2 separate regions of the Homo sapiens genome follow, and region 1 is linked to region 2. Evidence: read pairs that join two places in POLR2A ChIA-PET (ENCODE). Cell type or tissue: Panc1. All regions are shown on one strand. Each heading gives the region's core, and the rest is flanking DNA. Links, peaks and the distances in the headings are about the cores only. Region 1 has its middle 37 kb from the start of LINC03117. Region 2 holds the start of LOC105370675 (a long non-coding RNA gene).

The links. ChIA-PET counts read pairs that join two places held together with the same protein. Peaks named below come from ENCODE experiments on the same cell type or tissue, not always from the same donor. Only the 100,000 strongest peaks of a DNase experiment are listed, where the experiment ranks them.
Region 1: POLR2A ChIA-PET joins it to region 2 with 5 read pairs; 2 of 35 experiments call an interaction of 5 or more read pairs at or near these places.

The regions. Positions count from the first base shown.
Region 1 is chr14:101,511,826-101,514,733 of GRCh38, reverse strand. No RefSeq gene overlaps it. Among named protein-coding and RNA genes, the nearest start is that of LINC03117, 37 kb to the right of the region's middle. In Panc1, for the core only: no CTCF peak of the experiment used is centred there; no DNase peak of the experiment used is centred there.
Region 2 is chr14:101,565,408-101,568,315 of GRCh38, reverse strand. It overlaps LOC105370675 (a long non-coding RNA gene), which reads left to right and starts at 472. Exons shown (of 3, transcript XR_944225.3): 1 at 472-767; 2 at 902-975; 3 at 1,466-1,528. In Panc1, for the core only: no CTCF peak of the experiment used is centred there; no DNase peak of the experiment used is centred there.

The DNA of each region.
Region 1 (2,908 bases), core at 323-2,822, 54 kb after region 2:
TCGCCCTTGCCCTGAAGAGCATGGAGTGGTGAGGATGGGGCTGCCCCTGAGGGGCCTGGTGCAGACACGCTTTCTCCCTTCCCAGATGTCTCTCGAGGAGAGGCAAGACCTCAGTTGGAGCCCTTGGCACATAGCCACAGCAAACAACTTGTCCTCATTCTCATTGAGTAACTGCAGTTAGACCCTTTAGTCTGTCCAGGCCATTTCAGGTTAGTGGGGCTGCCTATAGCCCAGGTAGGGCAGCCCAGGACCCAGGGCTCACTACCCCAGGCCAAGCCTCCGTGTCTGTGGGCTGGAGCCTGGACATGGAGGGGGCCCGTGGGCTGGCAGGGCCAGGAGCGCTGAGTCTGCGCAGTGCCTGTTCTGGGGGCTGGCTTTCCAACCTGCCAGGGGAGACAGGAATGGGGCTGAGGGTCTCACTGTGGCAGCCACATGCTAAGGGAGGTGCAGGGGAGCCCTCAGTCAGGGCAGGCTGATCCACATTGGAGGCCAATGCCAGGATGTCTGTCCTTCCATCTGCTGCTGGCCGCATGGGACCAGAGAGGCCTCCATCTGAGGAGGGTGGGGGCTGGTCCTAGGACAGGAGGGAGCAGTGGGGTGGGGCCGAGTCAGGGAGGGAGGGGAGCTCCAGCCGCACCCCCGTCCCCCATGGTGTGAGACCTTGGCAGGCCCTTCCCTCCCATCATCTCCTCACTTGCAATGTGGGCACCCTGTGCCCCATCCTGTGGGTTCTGTTGTAGGAACAAAATGAGATGATTCAGACGAAGTCCCAGGCCCGTGGATTTCGCAAACAATTAAAATTTCAAAAATCAACTTTAGTTCCTGTCGTAGGGTGCCAAGTTCGTATTTTGCCAAGTTAAGAGCATTGAAAACAAAAACAAAATGCCAGCTACCCTTGACTGGTACCGTCACTCCACAAAGGAACAGTATTTGGATGCAAAAAGGGTTGGAGCCCATCTCAGGGCGATAGGTGGCCCTCTAGGGAGACAGCAGCAGCATGGGACATGCTTGACCTCACCTTACTTTGTCCTTCACCTCTGGGACTGGGTTTGGGGGCCCCACACGGCCTACAGCTCAGTGGGTGCTCTCTTTGCAGGGCTGGCGTTGTGGTGCCTGCTCCTGCAGGCTGACCCAGGGTGGGGTGGCGATGAGAAGCGCAGACTCCACAGACTGGTATTCAAGGCCCCAAATCCTAATCCCCTCCAACTTCCCAGGCCCCTCTTGCATTCTGAGGCCCCAAGCACCTCAGAGGCTTTCACTGGGGAGAATGAGATCCCGGGAGAGGCGCATCCTGCAGGGTTGCTGTGGGTCCCCTGCATGTGGACGTTCTAGTCCATTCTGGCCCCAGACAAGATCAAAGGCCCTCCTCACTGTGATCCAGGCTTAAAGCCAGATTCCCACGGGGGCGGGTAGCGGGAGAGCACTCAGTGGCTGCTTCCGCACCTTTCTGGAAGTGGTCTCTGATTGAAAGGGTCCCCTGCTCCATGTGATGAATCCAGATGCCTTCCCAGGTGCATCCCATCCAACTCTCAGCAAAGGTGGCGCAGTTTGGAAGAAGATTCGGGCCACATGGGGGCCGTCTAAGAGATGAGGAGTCTAACGTGCAAACGCCTGACCAGCAGGTGTTTGTAGGTACCTGAGTGCCTTGCAGCCCTGGTGGCTCTCCTGGGTGAGAACTGAGCCCCACAGAGGCAGAGTCCCTTACTTGCAATCACCCAGGAGGAGTATGGCACAGCTGAGGTCCCAACACCATCTGCCCTGTGGGGTGACCAAGGCAGAGGACGGAAACTCAGGTCACAGCCTTTTACCAGCAGAGCAACAGCTGTGGGCAGAGGTGAGCATCCCTTGCTTCCTTTAAAGCTCGTGGACTCTCGTGCTTCTTCCTGGAGGCAGGGACTCCAGTATCCCAGATGGGCTTGGAAGGATAATCCAGGCAGGACCCCCAGGTGTGGGATCTGCATTACCAGCATCACACATGCTGGCACACACACAGCTAGCAGTGCCCCAGACGCCTAAGACCAGGTTTCCCTGGGCATCGGGAAGGTGTGTGGAGAAGGTCCCGTCCTCCACCTGGGGCCTGTCGGCCACACTGAGCTGCAGGGGAGGGAACACCATCAGCAGCCAGGCCCGGGTTCCAGTCTCAGGTCCTTTATTTCCCCACTCTGTAACCTTGGGTGGTCCCTGGCCTGAGCCTGGGCTTCCTCACCTGTAACTCCTGCACCCATCGCAGGGCCTGGTGGACGGCAGCTGCTCAGCGTGGCCAGGCTGAGCGGATGCGGTGGGCTTGGCACTCCTGAGGCCTGGGATGGCTCTCCTCCTGGCCTGCCCCCACTGCCTGGCCTGCTCAGCCACGGCCTGCTCCGCTGCCGTGGACTCCAGCTGCCCCCCAATGAGGACGCCCGAGAGATGTTCCTGTTCCCACACCACACCCGAGGAGCAGGAAGCCGGGGGTCCCCCGGGAGCAGGCCTCTTCAGAGGCCTTCATTAGTGGCGGGAATGTTTATGCAGCACACGCCACTGAAATTGGCCAAGGAGCTGCCCAGCTCGGCTCAGGCAGTTCACTTTACACCTCAGTGAGTCAGGGGGAGAAAATCCAGCCGCTAGGGGGTTGTGGGGCATGGGGTGGACCTGGGCCGGGGTGGGGGGTGATGAGAACCATGAGGCTGGTGCCGTCTTACCCGACGGGTCTGTGAGGGGCTGGCAGTGGCTTTTCTGGGCCAGGAAGGAAAGGAAGGAAGCAGATGTTGCAGAGGGGGAGGCTGAGCTGCAATGAAGTCTCACCAAGGCCTCCGCAACCCCATGGGGGTCTCGGGAGCTGGGACAGCCCTTCAGAATGGTTCTAAGTATGGCCGAAGGGGGTGGCCTTTATGCTGTCACACTGACCAGTCACTGGATGTGGGCTGCCCCC
Region 2 (2,908 bases), core at 113-2,612:
AGAAAACACTCATAATCCCACCCACACAAAGACAACTACTGCGAATACCTCGGGGTAGATTTTTCTAGAGCTGTATGTGTGTGAGCGTCTCTGCAGATATTTATAAAAGAGCACACACTCACTGCCCCGGTTCAGGCCTGTTGTCCTATAAGCTGAGTTTTCCTGTCACTCTAGACTGCAAAATCTCAGTGTCCTGAGTTGTTTTAGCCTCTGCAAGGGATGCTGGGGAGCCTGAAGTGAAACCCCCAGACACTGGGGTCAGACGGGCCTATGGTCAAAAACACTTTGTAGTACATGACCTTGCGTATTGGTTTGCTGGGGCATGCTATAGCAACATACCGCAGATGGGCGGCTTGAACAAAAGAAATTAATTTTCTTACAGTTCTGGAGGCTGGAAATCCAAGACCGAGATGTCAGCCAGGATGGTTTCTATTGAGGTCTGTCTTGGCTTGTAGATGGCCACCTTCTTACTGTGTCCTTATATGGTCTTTCCTTTGTGTGTCTGTATCCTGATCTCTTCTTTAGGGACACTAGTCATATTGGATCAGGGCCCACCCTAATGACCTCATTTCAATGTACTCACCTCTTTCCAGGCCCTATCTCCAAACAACCCGCATTTCCTCAAAAATGCGGACTTCAACATGTCTTTTGGGGGAACAAAGACTTTTGGGGAACAAAGTCTTTGGAGGAACACAGGTCAGACCATGATGCCTTGCCCAGCTCACTCCAAACATGCTGAGCCTCAGTGTCTTCGTCGATGAAATGGGGTGAGTGGTCATATTCATGTAAGAGGAGTGTTAGGATGACCAAATCAGGTCGTCCTGATAATTCACTTGCCTGGCCCCTGGCCCCCGGAGCAAGTGCCCCAATGTCACTCCCTGCTCTTCTTGCTCCCCTGCAGGTGGATCAGAGGGGGCCATGGACCTCCTGGTACCTCTTCACCCCTTTGCTCACCAGTTTGGTTATTCCCTCCAGGTAAGTTCCTAGAGGAGAGTTGCTGGATGGAAGGTGGAGATGCCAGCCTGAGCCCTGAAAGTGCACCTGCCCACCCCCATCGGGGTGGGTAGATGGATGTGCCCCCAGCCCCATCCTCAGGCCTCCCATGGCTCCTCCCCATCTGACTGCCTGCCCCACCTTACTGTCAGAGGCTTCTGTCCCCAAAGGCTCAGCAGAGTTGCAAGCTGGTGCCTAAAGCTCTTCTCAAGCTGGCTGGGCCCCTTTCTGCCTCTCCCCTTCTTCATTGCCCTTGTCACCCTCCTGCTTTGTAGCCGCACTGAGGACTCCTTGCTTTCTGAACATGACATACACCTTCAGGCCTCCAGGGCTTTGCACTGGCAGTGCCCTCTGCCAGGGATGCCCTTCCTTCTATCTATGCCGTCCTGGGGAGCCACCTGTGCCTTCGAGGGGCAAATAAGACCCTTTCTATGAACTCTTTTAATGCCCCTCCTCTCTCTCCTTGCTCAAGGCTAAACCATCTGCTAAGGCCACACTGGACCTTGAAAAGATACTAATTGTGAGGGTGATGGCAACTGCGACACCAGCAATGGCTGTCTCCTCACTCTGTTCCCCACTGATCCCAGCATTCCTCAAGGGGCCTCAGCCATCCAGATGGTGCCAGGCACAAATCAACCTACAGGTGCAGACCTGCTCAGATTAGATGGATTGACAGGTGAGGGGGCCAGGGTAGGAACGGCATGAGAACAGAGTACGTATGTGTGTGTGTGTGGGTGGGGGGGTGGTGGTGTCATCAAACACTATGTGGCATGATTGCAATTAGGGAAAATATGTTTGAGAATGTGCTTGTTCTCATCTGAGAATATTACATATTGGATGGTCAATATGTGAAATAGAATCTGGAGAGAAACGCACCCAACAGTCACCAGGGGCTGTCCTGGTTGAGGGAGGAATGGGGATGATCAGGTGGTGGCTTGCAAACATTTTTGATCCCTCAGGAGAAATACGCTTCATTTCAACCACCTGGTACACACACATACACATGCTCACACATACACTCCCACATACACATATGCACACACACTCACTCACACGTGATAGGTATAACTGAAGCCAAAGTTGCAGAAACTCCAGCTACCCTAGGTGAAATGTACGCTGCTATTCTTACTGTGTTTATTTTATTTCATTCTTCCAATTATTGACTTGATTATTGACTTGATTCCAATTATTGACAGATTATTGACTTGATCTGATAAATTGATTTCATGCCCCGCTGCTGGGCCCTGATTTATAGTTTGAAAGCTCCTGCTCTGAGGGAGGGTTTGCATTTTCTGCTCTGTGTTCTTCTGTTTTTAAAATTTAATATGGAGGATGGATTCAACTATTGTCTTTGTAATTTTTCACTTAAAAATAAAGGGAGAGAGAGGGAGCAATGGGAAAATACAAAACAATAAAAGTCAAACAGGCTTCCTGAAGGCAGCTCAGCAAAATGCGGCAAAACAGATCTCTTTAAAGGTGTACATACTTCTCGTCGGAGCTGCTTCACTTTAAGACACGTTACTAGCTGGGGTAACCGGGTACAGAGCTGCGCTCATAGGCTGCTGACCCCGACTTTGTTTGTAATAATGAAACATCCCTAACATCTGGGATGCCCACACATGGACCCCTGCTGGTCATCCAATTGAGTGCGATGCGCGGCTATTCAAGACTTATTTATGGACACGGAAAGAAGGGTGCAGGAAAGAAGGGGCGCCCTGGGATTAAGAAGTTACTGGCAGGCTACAAAAGTATAACACCACCCTGCCCTTGTTTTCAAAATATGTATTTGCAAGTGTGAGGGAGAGGGACACAGAGAGACAAGTGTGGAGTGAGGGGGCTCCACACGCAGGAAGAGTTGGGTTGGTTTTAGTTCCTTCTCGGAGTTCTGTTGTATCGGCAATGAGCTTGCATTGCT